Linked DNA regions of Homo sapiens: all the other regions are linked to region 3. The links are chromatin contacts, found by Hi-C or POLR2A ChIA-PET in ENCODE. All regions are on one chromosome and are shown on one strand. The core of a region is the stretch at or near the end of the contact, and the rest is flanking DNA. Distances in the headings are between cores, read along the strand shown.

Evidence for each region. Hi-C counts contacts between places; a loop is a spot of excess contacts on that map. ChIA-PET counts read pairs that join two places held with the same protein, here RNA polymerase II (POLR2A). Pooled maps may share reads with other maps.
Region 1: a loop to region 3 is called in a map with no recorded cell type, with 16 times the contacts of the local background. The contact joins two enhancer-like sites. A Hi-C loop is called at or near these places in 7 of 37 single-sample maps with no recorded cell type and 3 of 50 pooled maps. POLR2A ChIA-PET finds 5 or more read pairs at or near these places in 2 of 52 experiments (BJ and RWPE1).
Region 2: a loop to region 3 is called in a map with no recorded cell type, with 6 times the contacts of the local background. The contact joins two enhancer-like sites. A Hi-C loop is called at or near these places in 4 of 37 single-sample maps with no recorded cell type and 4 of 50 pooled maps.
Region 4: a loop to region 3 is called in a map with no recorded cell type, with 5 times the contacts of the local background. The contact joins two enhancer-like sites. A Hi-C loop is called at or near these places in 4 of 37 single-sample maps with no recorded cell type and 2 of 50 pooled maps.

Annotation. Positions count from the first base shown.
Region 1 is chr9:111,075,996-111,081,357 of GRCh38, forward strand. No RefSeq gene overlaps it. Among named protein-coding and RNA genes, the nearest start is that of LPAR1, 40 kb to the left of the region's middle. RefSeq lists an enhancer at 2,431-2,480. Within about 2 kb of position 2,841, at least 2 of the 41 ENCODE cell types and tissues checked have a DNase peak (open chromatin) inside an H3K27ac peak, as active enhancers do.
Region 2 is chr9:111,147,166-111,152,907 of GRCh38, forward strand. No RefSeq gene overlaps it. Among named protein-coding and RNA genes, the nearest start is that of LPAR1, 110 kb to the left of the region's middle. Within about 2 kb of position 2,291, at least 2 of the 41 ENCODE cell types and tissues checked have a DNase peak (open chromatin) inside an H3K27ac peak, as active enhancers do.
Region 3 is chr9:110,804,264-110,810,135 of GRCh38, forward strand. It overlaps MUSK (muscle associated receptor tyrosine kinase), which reads left to right. Exons shown (of 15, transcript NM_005592.4): 15 at 1-2,295. Among named protein-coding and RNA genes, the nearest start is that of MUSK, 140 kb to the left of the region's middle. RefSeq lists an enhancer at 4,460-4,509. Within about 2 kb of position 4,533, at least 2 of the 41 ENCODE cell types and tissues checked have a DNase peak (open chromatin) inside an H3K27ac peak, as active enhancers do.
Region 4 is chr9:110,312,787-110,318,876 of GRCh38, forward strand. The region is part of intron 4 of TXNDC8 (thioredoxin domain containing 8); the gene reads right to left. Among named protein-coding and RNA genes, the nearest start is that of TXNDC8, 22 kb to the right of the region's middle. Within about 2 kb of position 3,650, at least 2 of the 41 ENCODE cell types and tissues checked have a DNase peak (open chromatin) inside an H3K27ac peak, as active enhancers do.

The sequences.
Region 1 (5,362 bases), core at 1,591-4,090, 270 kb after region 3:
CCAAAAGATGTCTACTTTTGGTTATTTTTACTTATTTTTAAGGATTCCATCTCTGTTGCCCTAAGGGAATAACATTTATATTGACCTTTTGAAAGTTGTGATTTAGCTCCCACCCTAAGCTGAAGAAAGGAAAAGAAAGAAAAACAAAGGAAACCTGGAACCTGTTAGTATTTTTCTTTCTTCATCAAATTTTTCTCTTACTCACTTCCTCTTCTTGCTTACTGGGGATTATAATCCAAGCCCTGCTCACGGGGACTGGTCCTTGACTACAAGAGACAGCCCTGCACTATGCACATTCATCGTTACAACACCAAAGAATCATTAGATGTGGCAGGGCATAGGGGCTCACGACAGCGGCTGTCATTCCAGCACTTTGGGAACCCGAGGTGGGTGGGTCAGGAGTTTGAGACCAGCCTTGTCAACATGGCAAAACCCCGTCTCTACTACATAAAGTACAAAAATTAGCCAGGCGTGGTGGTGGTGGGAAACTGTAATCCCAGCTACTCAGGAGGCTGAGGCAGGAGAATTGCTTGAACCCTGGAGCTGGAGGTTGCAGTGAGCCGAGATCACACCACTGCACTCCAGCCTGGGCAACAAGAGTGAGACTGTCTCAAAAAAAAAAAAAGAATCATTAGATTTTTAGAGTGAGTTCCTCTTCTTAGTGTAAAGGCATCTCTCTATTTCCTGAAAACAAAAAATGCTAAATCATACCTGAGAGTGAACCCAGTCCTACATACTTCCCCAGGCCGAGTGCAGTGGTGGCTCATTCTTGTAATCCCAGCACTGTCGGGGCTGGGGCAGGAGGATCACTTGAGTACAAGAATTTGAGAGCAGCCTGGGCAACATAGTGAGACCCATCTCAAACAAGCAAACAAACAAACAAATAATCCTCAACTTGCTTCTACAAAGCTCTGTTACTGCAGAGAGTAAGAATCTAACTTTCTCATCCCCAATCTTATTCTCTCAGAGGCAGATCATGGGGAAATATTAAAGACAGTCCTCCTTTGCTCTAGGGTAGAAAATCAGGACACATCAAAATCTCACTACTAGGAAACTTTGGTGGGGCAGCGAATTCTCTGGATACTTGCAGTTTCAGATACCAGATTTAGTAGGGAGTACTCTTGTGTTGTGGGAAGAGAGTAAATTTTATATTAAAAACTATTCTAATGCACATAGTCCTCATTTGAACACTCAAATAAGTTTAGATTATTTCTAAATTGGCATTTACAGTGCATGTAATTCCTAGCTTATCAATCATTGTCCTCACTATGACAAATTTACTTTCCACTTACTGCTGTTTCTCTTAGTGACCGGTTTTTAGCAATAATGTATCTACTTAATTCTTGTTTATATAAAATTGTTGTCATCTCTAATAGAATTATTTCACAAGCTAGGAAGGGGATGGGAGAGGGTGAGATAAAGACAGATTGATTATTGGGTACAAAAATACAGTTAGATAGAAGAAATAAGCCTACTGTTTGATGAAGCAGTAGAGTGACTATAGTAAAAAATAATTAATTGTGTATTTCAAAATAGCCAGTAGAAAATAATTAAAATGTTCCCAACATTAGGAAAAGAGAAATGTTTTAGGTGAAGGATATCACAATTACCCTGATTTGATTGTTTTATATTATATGAACATATCAAAATATTACATACACCCTGAAAATATGTACATTGTGTATCAATAAAATAAAATAAAATAAAATAAAATGAATTCTTTTACAGATTTTTCAGAAGGCAAGTAACTATCTTAAAGTGAATGAAATAACATGGCTAATTCTAACATTGACTAGTTATGTGACCTTGAAAAGTTATTATTCAAAATGCACTTCTATTCATTCAAAATGGATGGGATAAGAGTACCTACCCCACAGTGTTGCTGTGAGGATTATGTGAGGTGACATATATGTGACACTAACTAGCATATAACAGCTGCCCAATAAATATAGTTTCCTACTCAGCATTTTGGGAGGCCAAGGCAGGTGAATCACCTGAGTTCAGGAGTTTGAGACCAGCCTGGCCAACATGGTGAAAGCCTGTCTCTACTAAAAATACAAAAATTAGCCAAGCGTGGTGGTGGGCACCTGTAATCCCAGCTACTCGGTAGGCTGAGGTGGGAGAATTGCTTGAACCTGGGAGGTGGAGGTTACAGTGAGCTGAGATTACATCACTGCACTCCAGCCTGGGCAACAAAACGAGACACCATCTCAAAAAAATAATAATAATAAAATAAAATAAATAAAGTTTCTTTTCAAGATCTTTGGGTGGTGAAACCTTTTGTGACTCCTCTGTTTCCCACTGGGCATCCCACTGGGCTGCCACTAGTTGAATTTATTATCTGACCTCCTTAAATCTCATGACTCATTTATTCATTCTCAGACCTAGAAATGTATTTTTACTCTGCCCCTCAAGCCCATAGTTACCCTCCCAGTGTCTTCAAACTTTTGCTGTCACCACTGTGTTAACATCATTTCCACAAGTTCCCTGTGGCCACTACTCCATGCCCCTCAACATCTTCTGCTTGCCACATTTTCTAACTCAGTAACCTTTCTCATCCTCTTTTGGGGGAATTCCGGGCTTTAGCCACAGTCAATCTGCCCTACATAGCATTTCCTATTGCACATACCTATTACAACTTCTGCAGTTCAATTTCCAGAGAGGAGGTGGGGGAAATGTGGCCCTTAGGGAAACAAAAAAGAACAAAGAAAAAAGATAATGTAGGCAATTAGGGGAAGCTAACAAGTAGCTCAATCTAGTTGGGAAACCCTATATTGGGAGTTAAGTGCAGTGTTCATGGAGAACCAAGAAATCATCTTCATTCTCCACTCCAAGTTCTTCTCCAATTTCAGCAATATATGGCAGGACTTTTTGAGTTCTTACTATGTGTGAGCCACTGAGTATTTCACACAGATTATCTCATTTCCTTTTTAACTAATTCTAGAAATAGAAACATTTATTATCACATCCTTATTTTACAGATGTTGAAATTGAAGCTTAGAAAGATGCTCAAGGTCACACAGCCAGGGACTGACAATCTGGCTCTAGCACCTGTTAACTACCCTCTGCTCTACTCTCAAAGGTCAGGGTTAACTACAGCTTCCAGGCTAAAAGAAGGTAATCATCTTACCTAACCAGCTTTTCTTTTTTTCTTTTTTCTTTTTTTTTTGAGGCGGAGTCTCGCTCTGTCGCCCAGGCTGGAGTGCAGTGGCGCGATCTCGACTCACTGCAAGCTCCGCCTCCCGGATTCACGCCATTCTCCTGCCTCAGCCTCCCGAGTAGCTGGGACTACAGGCACGTGCCACCATGCCCCGCTAATTTTTTGTATTTTTAGTAGAGACGGGGTTTCACCGTGTCAGCCAGGATAGTCTGGATCTCCTGACCTCGGGATCCGCCCGCTTCGGCCTCCCAAAGTGCTGGGATTACAGGCGTGAGCCACCGCGCCCAGCCTTACCTAACCAGCTTTTCTTTTTTTTTTTTTAATTTTTATTTTATTATTATACTTTAAGTTTTAGGGTACATGTGCACAACGTGCAGGTTAGTTACATATGTATACATGTGCCATGCTGGTGCACTGCACCCATTAACTCATCATTTAGCATTAGGTATATCTCCTAATGCTATCCCTCCCCCCTCCCCCCACCCCACAACAGGCCCCAGAGTGTGATGTTCCCCTTCCTGTGTCCATGTGTTCTCACTATTCAATTCCCACCTATGAGTGAGAATATGCGGTGTTTGGTTCTTTGTCCTTGCAACAGTTTACTGAGAATGATGATTTCCACTTTCATCCATGTCCCTACAAAGGACATGAACTCATCCTTTTTCATGGCTGCATAGTAGTCCATGGTATATATGTGCCACATTCTCTTAATCCAGTCTATCATTGTTGGACATTTGGGTTGGTTCCAAGTCTTTGCTATTGTGAATAGTGCCACAATAAATATACGTGTGCATGTGTCTTTATAGCAGCATGATTTATAGTCCTTTGGGTATATACCCAGTAATGGGATGGCTGGGTCAAATGGTATTTCTAGTTCTAGATCCCTGAGGAATCGCCACACTGACTTCCACAATGGTTGAACTAGTTTCCAGTCCCACCAACAGTGTAAAAGTGTTCCTATTTCTCCACATCCTCTCCAGCACCTGTTGTTTCCTGACTTTTTAATGATCGCCATTCTAACTGGTGTGAGATGGTATCTCATTGTGGTTTTGATTTGCATTTCTCTGATGGCCAGTGATGATGAGCATTTTTTCATGTGTCTTTTGGCTGCATAAATGTCTTCTTTTGAGAAGTATCTGTTCATATCCTTCTCCCACTTTTTGATGGGGTTGTTTTTTTCTTGTAAATTTGTTTGAGTTCATTGTAGATTCTGGATATTAGCCTTTTGTCAGATGAGTAGGTTGCGAAAATTTTCTCCCATTTTGTACGTTGCCTGTTCACTCTGATGGTAGTTTATTTTGCTGTGCAGAAGCTCTTGAGTTTAATTAGATCCCATTTGTCAATTTTGGCTTTTGTTGTCATTGCTTTTGGTGTTTTAGACATGAAGTCCTTGCCCATGCCTATGTCCTAAATGGTAATGCCTAGGTTTTCTTCTAGGGTCTTTATGGTTTTAGGTCTAACGTTTAAGTCTTTAATCCATCTTGAATTAATTTTTGTATAAGGTGTAAGGAAGGGATCCAGTTTCAGCTTTCTACATATGGCTAGCCAGTTTTCCCAGCACCACTTATTAAATAGGGAATCCTTTCCCCATTGCTTGTTTTTCTCTGGTTTGTCAAAGATCAGATAGTTGTAGATATGTGGCGTTATTTCTGAGGGTTCTGTTCTGTTCCATTGGTCTATATCTCTGTTTTGGTACCAGTACCATGCTGTTTTGGTTACTGTAGCCTTGTAGTATAGTTTGAAGTCAGGTAGCATGATGCCTCCAGCTTTATTCTTTTGGCTTAGGATTGACTTGGCGATGTGGGCTCTTTTTTGGTTCCAGATGGATTCACAGCTGAATTCTACCAGAGGTACAAGGAGGAACTGGTACCATTCCTTCTGAAACTATTCCAATCAATAGAAAAAGAGGGAATCCTCCCTAACTCATTTTATGAGGCCAGCATCATCCTGATACCAAAGCCGGGCAGAGACACAACCAAAATAGAAAATTTTAGACCAATATCCTTGATGAACATTGATGCAAAAATCCTCAAAAAAATACTGGCAAACCGAATCCAGCAGCACATCAAAAAGCTTATCCACCATGATCAAGTGGGCTTCATCCCTGGGATGCAAGGCTGGTTCAACATACACAAATCAATAAATGTAATCCAGCATATAAACAGAACCAAAGACAAAAACCACATGATTATCTCAATAGAT
Region 2 (5,742 bases), core at 1,041-3,540, 340 kb after region 3:
ATCAGTTACAATCCCAATAATGCTTCAGCACCCCCATGACTAGAGGCCCAGGCAGCTGTCGTGTCGGCTCACTTGTTTCCCCATTACAGGAAGTAAGCTCCCTTGGAAAAAAATCACAGTGGTTAACCTTGGGGGAGGAAGAAACATTGTCTAGGAAAGAGCAAAAGAAACTTTCTGGGCAAAAGTCATGTTCTATATCTTATTTATTATTTTTATTTTATTTTATTTTAATTAATTTATTTATTTATCTCTTTAGAAGCAGAGTCTTGCTCTGTTGCCCAGGCTGGAGTGCAGTGGTGCAATCTCGGCTCACTGCAACCTCCGCCTCCCGGGTTCAAGCGATTCTCCTGCCTCAGCCTCCCAGGTAGCTGGAACTACAGGCACGGGCCACCACACTCGGCTAATTTTTTGTATTTTTAGTAGAGGCGGGGTTTCACCATGTTAGCCAGGATAGTCTTGATCTCCTGACCCTGTGACCCGCCCACCTTAGCCTCCCAAAGTGCTGGGATTACAGGCATGAGCCATTGCACTCAGCCATGTTCTATATCTTAATAGGGGTTTGGGCTACACCAATGGATGCATTTGTTAAAACTGAGGAAATTAACATGAAGATTCGTGCATTTCTTTGTATGTACATTTTACATCAAAAGAAAAAAATTATAAACGAATATTTAACTCTTGATGATACTCATGATACAAAATAGTAACGTTAGTATATTAAGGTCTGCAATTTTCTTTGAATTGCATAAACAAAAAGAGGATGGCTAGTAAGACTGTTAGGTGGATAGAAAGACTGTTAGATGGATAGATATGTGACAACACAAGCATAGTAAAATTTTAATAATACAATGTAGATAATGGGCATAGGGGGTGGTCATCATAGTATTTGTTCAACTTAGTCATATGTTTGAAAATTTTGGATAATAAAATGCTGGAGGGAAAAAGAAATCAACTCACATCCTCAGGCCGAACTCTAAATAAATTAGGCAGTAACTATATTACATTGCTATATTAGCCTCCAGTGACCTCCTCCACTCCTGACCGTTTTAAATATTTGGCGTTACAGCTTCATTCTCTCAAAAACAGAACAGGCTATGTTGTTTCGGTATACTGCTAACACTGTGAACATCACAAGGTTCACCTTCAATTACTTTACCTAATCTGGAGTATGAGAGTATTCGTGAAGATTCTTTGGTTGTGATCAGAAACTGACTCTAACTTAAGCAAATGGGGAATTTATGGGAAAGATGTAGGGGAGCTCACAGGACTCACAGGATTGAAGGAAACGAGGCACAGAACATACAGAAACTAGACTGCTCCAGAGAGTGTAGTGGCAGGAAGTGTAGCATTGCCCCAGGGAGTGATGCGGTCATGAAAGAACGCCAATAATTAACAGACTTTCATCATTCTGCTCATAATCTAAATTTCAGACAGATAATTTCCAACTGGCCTTCCTTGCCCATTAGACTGTATACGATGGAGAAAGATCATTTCCAAATGGAAATTCAGATGCTATTACCAAAAGAAACTGGAATGGATGCTAAACGGCCTAAAATCAAAGCAAAAAATTAAACAAACAAACACTACAAGCATACTCACATTTTTCTGCACACTTAACAAGACACTAAATACCATTTACTTGCTAAATACCACTCAGTTTTTCACTTCCTTCTGCCTCTCTTGTTTTGTAATTCCAACTCTGTCTTGTGACCATCTTAATATTTCAACCAAAATTTCCTGGGTTCTATCTGCTCCCCTTCTCATCCCCAGAATCTAGTATTTCACAAGGAAGCTTAACCTCTCCATATCCACTACCAGCACTGACTTAGAATTTAATACTTCCCTAGTTCACATCCCGGATCCCACACTGGTACATCTCAACCTACATCACTTGGGGTATTTGGATTTATTTTCCAATTGCAAAGTTCTCTGGATATTAGTGAAGATGAGACCTAGGCCCATCTGGTTGTCCAACACATCACAGCAGAACCTGAGCAAGCTCAGGAACCAGCCTGACTCCCCCTAGTGCCACTCTAGAACAGGAGTTTTTAACAAGTGCTCTAGAATGACTGCTTCATAGGAGAGCTGTTACCTAGACGCAGGAGAGAAATGAACATATGTAAAGCAAGGTAAGTCATTTTAAGCAACTGGATTTGAAAGAACTAACTAGTTTATCCAGAATTTTTGAGTAGGGAACAGAGGCTTGGCTCTAGAGCTGCACATTTGGGCCATGTTTATGTGAGTCAGGAGAAAGCCTGGCTCCAAGGCTGACACACTAGCACAGTTGTTGCTGTCACCTTTTGGGGTAATTTGGAGCACACCCAGCAAGAATTGGCCCTGCGGCATGGGAGGCCAGAGGCCAGCTAGAGTTGTTCTTTCCATGAGTACCACACCCCTGGATTTTCAGGGTGTCCTGACACCCCTGGCTCCACTGTGAAAGGGCACACCCATCAGCAGATAGCAACCTACGGGGATCCCATCACCACTTGATTTTCCAAGTTCTGACTTCATTTTCTCCAGGGCATTTTCTCCTCATTTTCCTGGTTGCAGGGGACCGTAGCTGCTTTATTTGGTTATGTTTGGCCCTCAATATGGAATAATAATGGGGTTAAGAGTCTACAGCTGCTTGTTCATATTTAGAAAATGTTTCTTCTAGTTCTGGCTTCATAAATTATTAATTGTCTGAGTTTGGGAAAAATCATTCAAACATCTCTAAATTGTAGTTTCTTCATTCGTAAAAAAAAAAAAAATAACTATCGTATCTACTTCAGATTGCTATGAGAAATGAATGTCATAAATTTTGGCCATTCAACTACAGGCATCTAATGTGTTCCTGATAAAATCACAGAAGTTCTATACATAAAAATATATTTAACTTTTTAAAAATGTTAAGTCTGGTGTTTACCTTCAATCTCTTTAGGATGCCGTAAAAATTTATAAAAGATTAAATGTAATTATTATTAAAAGGATACGTAAGTCTACAGTTTTTAAATAAAGAAAAATTATAAAAATTAAAAATTACCTATAACCTCACCATTGTATGAATTTTGGAAAACTTATTAGCATCAGCAATACATGTTGTTTCGTAAACTATATTTTTGTTTCACAATATGTTGCAAATGTGGACATGTGAAAAACAGTTTGCGAAATGTGAAATATCTTACAAATGTTTCCAATTACTGTCACTTTTACTATCAGTTACTCTTACTATCAGCTCAGCAAAATTTATTAATTTTCTTAGGATAGTGATTAGTTGTAAGATTATATCTCCATTCTTAAAAAGCCATATGGTATTTAAAAGAAAACAAGCCAAAATATACAAAATGCTGAGAGCTAAACAGAGTTTAATGACTCTGAAAAGGACTCACAGATGTGAACTTATTAAAGTACTGTGCTCTAATGAATAGGAGTCTGGGCTTTGGAGTCATATATACTTGATTCGAATCCTAGCTCTGCTTCTCTAAGTCTCTGTTTTTCTGCTTATTAGCAAAACAAAATATAGTTCTTATCCTAAAATTTTTTTAACATTTAAAATACTTACACATAGGGAAAAATAATAAGTAGTACCTATCTTAAAATATTATTACATACAGTCAGTCACAGTAGCTCACACCTGTAATCCCAGCACTTTGGGAGGCCAAGATGAGAAGATCCTTTGAGTCTAGGAGTTCAAGACCAGCCTGGTCAACATGGCAAAACCCCATCTCTGCAAAAAATACAAAAGTTAGCTGGGTGTGGTGATGCATGCCTGTAGTTCCAGCTACTCAGGAGGCTGAAATGGGAGGTTCACTTGAGTCCAGAAGGTCAAGGCTCCAGTGAGCTGTGATCACACCACTATACTCCAGCCTGGGCAACAGAGTGAGACCTTGTCTCAAAATAAAAGAAAAAAAAATACATTATTAATATTAGATCATAAATATTTAAATAATAAAAAATAGGCCTTCAAAAATACTGAAGATGCTATGGTTTTCAAGGTTTTATATATATGATATATATTGATATATAAGTCAGTATATATGATATATATGTCAATATATGATATATGACATTGATATATGATATATGTGATATATATCTATATGTCAATATGTATTATATCATATTTTTATATAATCATATTATGCATTATATTAAATATTTACATATATTTATAATATATTTATAATTATATAAAAATCTATAAACATAAATTTTTACAAATATATAAATTTATATTTAAATATTTACATAATTTATATAATTATAAATATATATCCATGATATATATCACATATATATCATTATATATCATATGTCATATATTATATATATCATTATATATTACATCGATAATATATATGTATAATTATATTATATATTGATATAATATATGGATATATCTATATATTATGTATAATAGATATATTATATCCATACATAATGCATCAGTATATTAAACAGATATATACAAATTATCATAATTTATAAATTATAACGAATTATGATAAATTATCATGACAGTGATAATATGTAAATTTTCAGCTGTTTTATTAAAGGAAAACAAACACAAGAGGCCCTCTACTGGCAACTGTCCATCAGAATGAGCACTCTTCATCCACAAGGGATGGTGGCCAAAAGTACAATAGTATTTTAGGAAGAAACTTGATAGTATGTAGCAAGATTCCTTAAAAACTCATAGTTATTTACCAATAATTTCCATGTTAAGACTATTTTCTTATTTACTTACCTAGAGACAGGGTCTCACTCCATTACCCAGGTTAGAGTGCAGTGGCACGATCTCAGCTCACTGCAGCCTCAATCTCCTGGGCTCAAGTGACCCTCCCACCTCAGCCTCCTGAGTAGCTGGGACCACAAGTGCATGCAACCATGCCCAGCTAATTTTTGTATTCTTTGTAGAGACAGGGTTTTACCATGTTGCCCAGGCTGGTCTCAAACTCCTGGGCTCAAGCAATCCACCTACCTTGGCCTCCCAAAGTGCTGGGATTACACTTTGGGAGCCACCATGCCCAGTCTCTATGACTATTTTCTAACAAAATTTAAATTATAGAATTTTTTATTAAAAATTAAAAATTTATAATTTTCATAATAATTGGTTATTATATCTTCTGTTAGTGAGAAAAATAATTTAAATATCTGACAACAGGGGAATAACTAAAAAAACTGTCCATTCTGTGTAATATAATAATTAAAATATACTTAAAGTAAATGATAACATTAAAAATGTTTGTGTTATAATGTATTAAAATGCACATTTAAGAATATTTCATGGACCTCATGTTATTCTGTTTTCTCATGCTTAAACAAGATGTTCATTCAGACTTTATTTTTGCCTACAATCAGAATATGTAGCTTATTTTCATTCTTCTTCCATTTATTTCCATCCTGATTAAATCTCTATCTCAGAAAGACTAATGCACAGAGACTTTTAGTGTAACTCCAGGCCTCAGACTATAATAGAAAATTCGGTGCAGTCTAAAGATTTATTTTGTTCAGATATACTACCATGGAAGCCTTCCCTGTACCCTCAATATTCTTTTTCTTTCCTGACATGTAACTTCTTTACCTGAAGCAAACACTATGCAACTGTAGTAGTAAGAGGAGGAGGAGAAAGGAGGAGGTAGAGGAGGAAGAAGGAGGCAGAGGAGGAGGAAGGAGGCGGAGGAGGAGGGAGGAGGAGGAAGAGGAAGGAGGAGGAGGAGGAAGTAGGAAGAGAAAGAAGGAGGTGGAGGTGGAGGAGGAGGG
Region 3 (5,872 bases), core at 3,283-5,782:
TTATGAAAATTCAGAGAAAGGAAATGTCTGGACCAAATGGCATGTACAATATTAACACTTCTGTTATGTGGTTTCATATTCTGCAGAAATATTACTGCCACTTCTACATTGTACAAGAGATCTCATAGCCCTAAACATTTGCTTTCATAGATAATTTTCTGTTTTTTAGAAATCTTTTGTCTCTTTGGTTATAGAAAAAGAGAACCTCTTTTTAATTTTATTTTTTAAATTACTAGTCAGGTTGAATGTTTCTTGTTCCTAGGTCATTAACAGTTTTTATTTTGGCAATTGTCTACAGCCCATTTTTCTGCTGTGTTCATTTTCTAATCGAATTATGGGATTTATCTTGTAAAAAGCCTATTAAGCCTTTTTCATACTTTACACAAGAGATCACATCTACTTACTTTACCTTAAAATAACATTTACTTATTTTCTTATAAAAGTAATATATTATGTTTGAAAAGAAAAATAATATGCAATAATATACAATAATATGTATAATCATAATAGACAATAATAAAAATGAAAAAACACCAACCAGAGGTAATTAACATTAACATCATAATATTCTTCCAGGCTTTTTCAGATAGACAGGTAGGTAAGTAGGTTGGTAGGTAAATAGATAGATAGATGATACATAGAGAGAGATAGATAGATAATTTAAACAAAAATAAGATCATACTGCTACATTACTTCAAGCCTTGCTTTTATCACTTAATATATCTTAAACATCTTCTACATGAACAAGTATTCATGTGCAACATTAATTTTGATGGTTGAATAGTATTATACAGATTTATCGTAATTGACATAACTATTCTACTGTTAGACATTTGGTTTATTTCTATTTTTCCATTATAAAATGTAATGTTTGGATCATCCTGTTGCTAAATTTTGTAAGCATTTATCTTAAGTGATTTCTTTAGCTATAACTCCTAGAAGTGAAATTTCTAGATTAAAGGATAAATGCACTTTTAATACTTTTTAAATATATTAAAAAATTACCTTCCTGAATTATTTTATTAACATGTACCTCTCCTAGTCAGATAAGACAGCCCATTTATTTCAGTCTCACCAATACTGAGTATAGCATTTTAATCATTGCCAATATAATAGCTAATAGCTTAAAGTTATTTCATAGCTTATATTTACACTTCTTTAAATACTAATAAAATTGAACATTGTTTAATGTTTTGAGGATACTTGATTGGTGATTTGCCTCCTACTATTATTTTTCTACTGGGTATATCTTTTTCTTGTTGCTTTGTAAGAGCACTTTATATATTAAGGAGTTAAATTTTGTGATATATGTTTCAACTACTTTTATCATGTTAAAAATATAGACTTCTATTTGTCTTTTATTGTAGGTTTTATCAATCAGAAAAGAATGTTGACTTTTCCGTCCATTCAGATGATTGTGGCTTTTTTCCCTAATGGATTTGTTAATATGTTCAATTGTATGAATTTATTTCCTAATGTAGCGATATCCTTGTCTTCTAGGAATAAACTTTTTGGGCGAATCATATCAATCTTCTACTTAACTACCAAATTAATTTACATATATTTGCATCAATATTAAGTTCATAAAATTAAAAGTTTATCATTTTCATCTCTGTTAGAGTTTTGTATTGGCATTAGCATTTGTATTAGCATTGTATTAGGAAAAACTCAGGAGTTTTTCTCTATAATCTTGGTTAGTTTATTTTTAAATAATTGTTATTTATGAAAGTAATACATAAAAATGTTGTTTAAAAAAACTCACAAGAGGGTAAAAATTAAAAAAATAATAAAAGTTCCCTTCTTCCTTTTCATCTCTAGTCCCAGCCTAAGTGCTAACCACTTCACCCATTTATAGTGTTAGTTCTTCTGGTGATTACCAGTGCAATTCTAACAAATAGGTTTGCATTTCTCTTTCTGAATTGATCAATTTTTTAAAAATATGCAGCACTCTGACTCAAACTCCCTTTCTTTTTCCTGAGATATGTTAACTTCTAATGTTATATTGTTTATCACAACTTTCACAAATATTTCTAAATAAAGGTTACCTACTGATTCTGGATTGTGCTACATAAAATTAGAGCTTCCAAATTTCCCTCCATCACTTCTCCCTGCTCTCTACTCTCACAATCAGTCAACTATACACCTATTTCTACGCTGTCAACTATATGTTCATTTCTATGAATCTGTAATATTTGCATTTTGTTCTGGAACAAATTAAGATTTAGGTGCTTTGACTAGATTGATTCTAAACATCAAAAAACAAAAATAAAATATCTGCAATTATGTGATCATGTATTTATGCATTGCCAAATAATGGTATTCCATTATTTTAATTTGATAAGATAAATTTAATATACATTAATTCTTATTTCCTCTATTTTATGGAAGAAATATTTTTAAAAATCACAAAACTTTTACATTCGCTTCTCTTCCTGATATTTATTTTTCCTTTTTCTTCTGCCTCTCTTCTTTCGTGCCCTTTTTTCCGAAAATTATTTTGATGATTTTTTTTATTCACCATACATAATTACAAATGAAGAGTTGCTCTGGTTCGTATTGGTAGTAGAAGTGGGGTCCCTTTGCTGTTTTGTTGGTATATTCACCCAGTGTGACCTCTTTTCCGTGGGATGGCTACCTCTGGGCTCTGATTATGTGGCTCATAGGGAAGTATAGGCAGCCTGAGTCAGAATCCCCACAGTTCCAAAGTGATGGAAGACTGTACTCTGAGATACAATATTTTGACGTATTTCACTCCCAGGGAGAGCTACTTGCTATTCTTTCACTGCTTCCATTACCCAAAAGAGTATGATATTCTCCCCATTTTCTGTATTGCCTCACACCTAGGACCCTTCAAACCCACACCAACGACCTCTCAGGCAAATTGATCTATTCAGATAGCAGTTTACAGGGATAGACATGAGGCCTCTTGGCCCACCTGCTCTATACACAATCTTCTAGTCGACCATCCTGATTGACAACCCACAGCCCACCCCTGTCTCTGTATTTGCTGACTCAGAGCATGGAGACTTTATACATGTGAAATCACATCTCCCCTCCCCTCACGCTTGGCTTGTGTGTATTGCAAAAGCTGCAATTTAGTTTTTCCTGTGCCTTGTCTTACCCATGGATAAGAACACTAAGATACTTTCCGCTTTTTGAATATTTGTCAAAGTGATGGCACTTGGATTGGTTTCAGCATGTACATAGATTGATTCTTATTCATATACATTTACTGTCATATTGGGGAAATCTTGAGGGGAAAAGAAAAGCCTCTTACTACCATGTTCATCAAGAGTCCTCTCTGGAATAGTTGAAATAGTTTAGGAGTTATCGGTTCACTCCTTCGTCTTGTTTGCCTCCAGATTTCTTTTTTCCTTCTTTTCCTGTTTCTTAATGTTGGAACAGCCCACACCTCAATCCTTGGATGACATCTCCCTTTTATCTGTATTCATCCCTAGTGATCTCTTCTGGTTGCAAGGCTATAAATGCCATCTGTATGCTGAGATTTTTTTATTTTTAGTTCAAACCTCTCTCCCCAACTTTACACTCACATTTCTAACTGTGTGTTATAGATGATAGCTTTAGATTCTCCTCCTCAGGACTAGGCTTTCTGCTTGATCTAGGAGCAAAGCTGAAAACTGCTATGGAGCTTGGTGTTGCCTTGATACCGAGGAGGAGTCTCAGAGCCTCTCCAGTGCAAATACACACTTGCAGTGTCCTAGTGCTGCTGACTTACGTACTCATTCTAAAGAGGGTAGATTGTATCCATTTTAATAGCTCTCAATACCCTTGCCCATTCCCATTACAGCTGGCAGAAATTCCCCAGCTGCAAATGGGTTGCATTTATCTGTTACCCATTCCTGATTTGCAGCACGATTGACTGTTTCCTTTTCTGCGTGGTCTATGTGTCACTCCATGAGAATCTGGGAGAGGAGAACTCGATATGGTGCTCATTCCATCATTTTAACCATAGTGTTCTTTATTGTGAAGAGGTATCCCGGTTAGAGTGGAGTCAAAGCTTTATAGCAAGTGTATTTCAGGTAACTATTCTTTTACTTGTTTCAGATCTATTTCAGTAGCACAGCCACCAAGATAGAACACTTATAAGCCCTTATTTTGGTATAGATCACCAGAGAAACCACTCACCACTCGCACTTGGCCTTCAGTACTGAGTCATTACATATTGGAAGGTCAGAAACTACATCAACAGGAAAGACCCATAGGTGTGGGGGTCTGATATATTTGCCAGTACATTTCTTATCATTACAAACAAAGATTTATGTGTGTCTAGATGTTTACCTTGCCTTCTAAGAGGTCATGTCCTCTGAATGAAGCAAAATCAAGGTAAGCCTTTACCTGTAAGCCGTTACATGTCTTCTTTACAGAATCCCTCTTAATTAAAAACTTCTAAGAGATTCAACAGGGTTAGTTTTTCTTACAACCTTCATCGTCAGACCTGTAATTATGCAACTGGCCAGCATTGCTCTTTCAAACCACAGTCTCTGGAAAGTACACACCGTATATAGCATTTTGCCCATAAGAAGAGAAACCACCTGTAGTATCTAAGGTTACGTCAGAGAGATGTTAACCACAAAAAAACCCAGACTTAGATACACACTATCATTTTCTGGGTGTGTTCTTGACCATTTAGAGCTGTGATTAAAATTAGAAGTGTTGGCATGACACTGCTTTCTGACTTTCTTTTTTAGCCATGTTGACACCGTGGTGGTTAGTGTGATGCTCCTTCTTATTTCAATTGATGCTTTACTCAAGTATGGATGAAACATAATTTAAAGTCACCTCTTCTTCTGCTATCTTGATTTTTAAAATTATTTGGATGCATTATATTTAAGAATCTTAAGACAGTCCATTAGTATTATGTATTTATCTTCTCTTCACTCGTTTAAGTCACTTTCTGACTCAGATCACCTTCTCAGGAGACTCTCAGCATCATTCTGCCTGACATCACTCAGTTGCTTTGTTTATGGCAACCTAAAAAAGCAGCTGCCCTAATTTTAGCCCATTCCCAGAGTACCCTCAGAAGTGACAGGTAAGAAAAAATAAACTGATCAAAGATGAGAGAAAGACTTACAGAGGAGTGACACTGAGAGAGCAAAAAACCACAAATAAATTTCATTTCTAAGAACAAAGCAAAGATGACCAGGAAATGCCTGAGGAAACACATTTTTTTTTTTTTTTTGGAGGCAGAGGGTATTATATTCCTTTTTTTTCTTCAACTTTCATTCTAGATTCAGGGAGTACATGGGCGAGTGTGTTATGTGGACATGTTGTGTAGTGCTGATGTTTTCAGTACAACTAAACCTGTCACCCGGGTTGTAAGCATAGTACCCAATAGATAGTTTTTCAACCCTTGCCTCCCTTCTTCAGAGACCTCCCCCTTCTTGTATTCCCCAGTGTCTTTTGTTCCCATCTTTATGTCCATGTGTACTCAATGTTTAACTCCCACTTATACTTGAGGACATTTAGTATTTACTTTTCTGTTTCTGTGTCCATTTTGCTGCAAAGGACATGATTTTGTTCTTTTTGGCTGCATAGTATTCCATGGTGTATATGTATCACATTTACTTTATCCAATCAACCATTGATAGGCAACTATGTTGATTCCACATCATTGCTATTGTGGATAGTGCTGCAATGAACGTATGGGTACAATGTGCCTTTTGGCAGAATGATTGATTTTCCTTTAAGTGTATACCAAAGGAAATGGGATTGCTGTATCAAATGGTAGATCAACTCTTATTTATTTCTCATTCATTTCTCAAATAATTTCTCAATTATTTGAGAAATCAAGGAGACACTTTTTTTTTTTTTTTTTTTTTTTGAGACAGAGTCTTGCTCTGTTGCCTGGGCT
Region 4 (6,090 bases), core at 2,400-4,899, 490 kb before region 3:
TTCAAAAATTATAGTACATCTGTTGTTAGATTCTAGTCTTGCCTAATGTTTTTCCATTTATATTATTTTCTGCAGTTTGGACTAAATTCTAATTTCTCTTGGCTACAAGTCTTCTTTTTTTAGTTGTTTTTGAGACAGAGTCTCGCTGTTGCCCAAGCTGGAGTTCAGTGGCATGATCTTGCAATCTCAGTTCACTGCAACCTCCGCCACCCGGATTCAAGTGATTCTCCTGCCTCAGCCTCCCAAGTAGCTGGGATTACAGATGCCCGCCACCTTACCCAGCTAATTTTTGTATTTTTAGTAGAGACAGGGTTTCAACATGTTGGCCAGGCTGGTCTTGAACTCCTGACCTCAGGTGATGTGCTCACCTTGGCCTCCCAAAGTGCTGGGATTACAGGTGTGAGCCACCATGCCTGCCCCTACGAGTCTTCAAAATAATGTTTCAATTTTTTTCTTATCTTTTCCCCCAATTTTTCCTAATTTGGAGTCACTGAAAACTAAGCTGTGCTTTTTTAAAGCCCTGCAAACTGAAGCTAGACAATTTAAACTTCCGAAGAAAATAACAGCAATCTATTTACATATATAAGCCACTTTCTGAAGTCCATGTGTAGACTTCAGAGTAATATGACTTAGGCTGGACACAGTGGCTCACACCTGTAATCTCAGCACTTTGGGAGGCTGACGTGGGCAGATCACCTGAGATTAGGAGTTTGAGACCAGCCTGGCCAACGTGGCAAAATCCTGTCTCTACTAAAAATACAAAAATTAGCCAGGCGTGGTGGCACATGCCTGTAATCCCAGCTACTTGGGAGGCTGAGGCAGGAGAATCACTTGTACCCAGGAGGTGGAGGTTGCAGTGAGCCGAGACCGTGCCCCTGACTCCAGCCTGGTTGATAAGAGCAAAACTCTGTCTCAAAACAAACAAATAACAAACAAACAACCAAAATGGAGTAATGTGGCCTATACAGATTTTCCAGGATTGTTCTTTTGTTTGTTGTTGTTCTTCTCCCTTCTTCCCCCTATTTTCTTTTCATAGGATGTGAGGCTTCACAAGCTGCTAAAAATAAGCTTTCCTAATAACTTGGCACCTACCTGTCTAGGAATAAACCACCCTAGCCATGAGAGATCAGATGAAACCTGAGACCAGAAACTCATTTTCTTCTAAAATGATTTCTCCAAAAGATTTTTAAATAGAAAAGGGGGTAAATGTGAAAGGAAAATAAATCTTGGGACCCCAAAATCACTAAGCTAAAGGGAAAAGTCAAGCTGGGAACTGCTTAGGGCCAAACTGCCTCCCATTCTATTCAAACTCACCCCTCTGCTCACTGAGATAAATCCAAATCTGATTGCCTCCTTTGGAGAGGCTAATCAGAAACTCAAAGAAGGCAACCATTTGTCTTTTATCTACCTATGACCTGGAAGCCCCCTCCCCACTTTGAGTTGTCCTGCCTTTCTTGACTGAACCAATGTTCATCTTACATATGTTGATTGATGTCTCATGCCTCCCTACAATGTATAAAACCAAGCTGTGCTCTCACCACCTGGGCACATGTCATCAGGGACTCTTGAGGCTGTGTCACAGGTGGATGTCCTCAAAATCGGCAAATTAAACTTTCTTTTTTTTCTTTTTTTCTTTTTCTTTTTCTTTTTTCTTTTTTTTTTTTGAGATGGAGTCTCGCTCTGTCACCCAGGCTGGAGTGCAGTGGCGCGATCTCGGCTCACTGCAAGCTCCGCCTCCTGGGTTCTCGCCATTCTCCTGCCTCAGCCTCCGGAGTAGCTGGGACTACAGGCGCCCGCCACCCCGTCCGGCTAATTTTTTGTATTTTTAGTAGAGACGGGGTTTCACTGTGTTAGCCAGGATGGTCTCTATCTCCTGACCTCGTGATCCGCCCACCTCGGCCTCCCAAAGTGCTGGGATTACAGGCTTGAGCCACCGCGCCCGGCCAGCAAATTAAACTTTCTAAATTAACTGAGACATGTCTCAGATATTCAGGGTTCACATTGTTTTCTCGTTTTATTCCGATGTCGGGTTATGCCTCTCAAAGGCATGCTCCACTCTGAAATATTAAGGGAGCGAGTTTACTTCTCTCTCCTCAAGGCACTGCTGCAACCCTAGTAATAACTGCTAATGAAAATTATAAGCTCTGGTTTGCTGAGACCAAGAGAATGGGGTGTGGCTGTCCATGCATAATAGAACCAACTAAGCTCAATGATCAGTTTTGAAGTCTTTTATTATGAACATTTTCAAACATCCACAAAAATAAAATAATGAAGTGAACCCTCCTATCCCCTGCATTTGCCCATCATCCAGAGGCAGGTTTTTTTTTGTTTTGTTTTTTTGGCTCTTGTTGCCCAGGCTGGAGTGCAATGGCATGCTCTTGGCTCACTGCAACCTCCGCCTGCTGGGTTCAAGTGATTCTCTTGCCTCAGCCTCCCGAGTAGCTGGGATTACAAGCACCCGCCACCACACCCAGCTAATTTTTGTATTTTTAGTACAGACGGGGTTTTGCCATGTTGGCCAGGCTGGTCTCGAACTCCTGACCTCAGGTAATCCACCCGCCTCAGCCTCCCAAAGTGCTGGGATTACAAGTGTGAGCCACTGCACCCAGCCCGGGGCAATTTTTTTTAATGCCAAAGACATTGAATCACCTGCAAAAATTCTAGTACTGCTGCTGCAAAATGCAAAGGGGCTGGAGACAGCGGTCCCCTCCTCACAAATGGACTTCCAAGAGTACCAATTAGACTTTAGAGTCTGACTAATGACACACTCAAAAGATAATTATAGCAAAATATCTTGGCCAGTTGATATGCAATTTTGGTTTTGATCTTCTTGCCTCAGCCTGCCAAGTAGCTGGGACTACAGAATCCTGCTACTATGCCTGGCTAATTTTTGTATTTTTTTTTTTTGTAGAGATAGGGTTTCACTATGTTGTTCAGGCTGGTCTTGATCTCCTGGGCTCAAGGAACCCACCTGGCTTGGCTTCCCAAAGTGCTGGAATTACAGGTGTGAGCCACTGTGCCCAGCCACAAGACACTTTTTTTTTTGGCGGCAGGGGAGGGGGTTGAGGGGGCGGGGGGCGCAGGCTGTAGAAATGTATGTACAATATAATTTCTTTTTTCTTTTTTTTTGAGACAGGGTCTTGCTCTGTCACTGAGGCTGGAGTGCGGTGGTATGATCTTGGCTCACTGCAACCTCCGCCTCCCGGGTCCAGGTGGTTCTCCTGCCTCACACTCCTGAGTAGCTGGGATTATAGACATGTGCCACCACACTCGGCTAATTTTTTTTTTTTGTATTTTTAGAAGAGATGGGGTTTCACCATCTAGGCTACTACCTGCTAGGCTGGTCTCGAACACCTGGCCTCAAAGTGATCTGCCTGCCTCGGCCTCCCAAAGTGCTGAGATTACAGGTGTGAGCCACTGTGCCTGGCCTGTACAATATAATTTTATAATTTATAATGATATTATATTCTCTTTTTTAAAAAGAGGAGTTTACTAAAGCATTGAATAGTATGAATAAGATGAAAAGAATATGTCTAATAAAAATTTTTAAAATTTCTCTACCTTCTGTGGAGAGGTGAGCAACATTAATTACTGTTTGATCCTATCTGGGCCCCTTTCTCTGACTCCTCCCCACCCATCTGTTCCCCAGAGCCATCTGCATCACGTTGCAGGTATTTGAACACTTCCCCTTTGACTTTCACAAGACTCAAGACAGGCTTTGCAACTGCAAGGGGCTTGATTAAAGTTTTTGGAGGAGCTAAATAAAAATCAAGCAAGCAGCTTGAATTTATATGCACTCGAATTCAAGAACAAGAGCCTATAAAAACAATGTTAATTTTTTTCCTTATCTATACTGGCCTTCTTCTCAACTTGTTCTAATAGTGCGATACCAGCAAAATACAAATTTACTTTCATTTTCTTGTAGCTGATTTAGAAACTCTACTTACAGATCTGATTCTTTGAGCGTTGGTGGCATAAATAATGCAAGAGTGCTTTTCTTCTGTGTAGGGGTTGACAAGCTTTTTTTGTAAAGGATCAGATAATACCAGCTTTAGGCTTTGCAGGCCATTTGGTCTCTGTTGCAACTACTCAAATTTGCTGTTGTAATGCTAAAGCAGCTAGTGACAATTCATAAACAAATGGGCATGGCTGTGTTCCAGTGAAAGTTTATTTACAAAAACAAGTGGAGGGTCGGATATGGCCCTGGGACTGTTCACCGACTCTTATTCTGTGCCATCAACTGAAGTTGTTGAGGCTTCATGCAACTGCCTAAGAGCTAGGTAGTCAGTACAATGTGGCTTTCTGTGGAAGGGCAAAAGCGTGTGCATCTAATGTCGTGGGAATTCACCTCAAGCCACACCTTGAACAGGAAAACTGATTTTGGACTCTGGCTAGAGGAGATGTCATTTTTCCCGTTTACTGGAAGTGTAGGGTGAAACTTTATTCTCAGGGATAAACATGGTTTGGGGGCCATTCCCTTCAATGGCTCATATACTTGTTCTCATGTTTCCACTGGAAAATCTGCTCAAATGCCCAGTTTTGAGAAAATATGCCTGTTTCCTATATCCCTTCACTTCTCCCCATGTTTAGAGGTGAGCTTATCTGTTAAGCTGACACAAAGGAATGAACTTGTGCCTATCCTCTCTCCTTTTGGGGATGCTCTGCTCAAGGGACAGGTATGCTCTCTTCCCACTGTCTTTCTGCACAACACATGGGAAGTGGGCCCTAAACCTGCCCAGATAGATCTGGAAGGCCATCATACTATAGCCTCACTTTTGGGGCTTGATAGTTGTGCAAAGCAACAATACCTCTTTTACCTGCACAGGTAAGTTTCTTCTTTGCAGCCCCAGATTCTCCCACAGGTGGGTCACCCCAATGTCTAGGCTTTAAGGGAATAGTAGGAAGTCTGTTGACATAGATCCCAGCCACATTGTTCAATGAGCACAGTGTAGCATTATGACTACTTATAATAAAGGTGATATTGTGATTAGCCACGTGACTCCTTGGGAGAAAAGAGTTAATGCAGCAGGTCTGGTTGCTTTCTTCTTGTGTGTCTCCAAGAGAACTATGTTTGACCCTTCACCACCCCCTAGAAATGTGGCCCTCCAAGTGTTCCTTGTGTTGGTGATTGACGGACTTTGTTATATATTCCTGGAGGGATGGACCATGCCATGCTGGCGTGTCAAGTTGCTTTGCATACACATCAATATTGATGATATGCCCCTGGTTTTATTGTTGGGGTTCTGAGTTTCTATTGCCATGGCCTGTTGTGTAGCAATGGTTGCACAAGATAAGTGTATGTCACAACTACTCCCCTACTTCCACAAAGACCTCAGTCTCTGAGCTCCAAGTGGTGTTCCTAAGTAGGGCCATACCACATAGCTACCGGAAGTTCATTGCTAGAGAGAGAGCATTCCTATGTGTCTGACAAGGAAAGACCTCAGAAGTCTCTGCTGGACCTTTCTGGACTCCATCAATGCATATCTTTTTTTTCTGCGCTTTTTCTCTGTATTCTTTGCTGTACTAAATCTTAGTTATGAATATAACTTGTGATTGGGTCTTGTAAGTCCTTCTGGTGAATCACCAAACATATCACTCCTATATTTCAACAACTTAAAATTCAGAGGAGAAGAGCAGGGTAGGTACTGGGGTAAAAAATTTAAGGGGTGGCCAGGCGCGGTTGCTCACGCCTGTAATCCCAGCCCTTTGGGAGGCCGAGGCAGGTGGATCACGAGGTCAGGAGATCGAGACCATCCTGCCTAACACGATGAAACCCTGTCTCTACTACAAAAATACAAAAAATTAGCCAGGCATCATGGCTGGCACCTGTAGTCCCAGCTACTTGGGAGGCTGAGGCAGGAGAATGGCGTGAAGCCGGGAGGCGGAGCTTGCAGTGAGCTGAGATAGTGCCACTGCCCTCCAGCCTGGGCGACAGAGCAAGACTCCGTCTAAAAAAAAAAAAAATTTTAAGGGGTAGCTGCCAAAACTCAGTAATCAACATAAATATTATGTTAATAAGTATTATATAAAAGTATTAAAACTCAGTGCAAAAAATACATGATGAACAAAATATCAAAAATTTAAATAAAG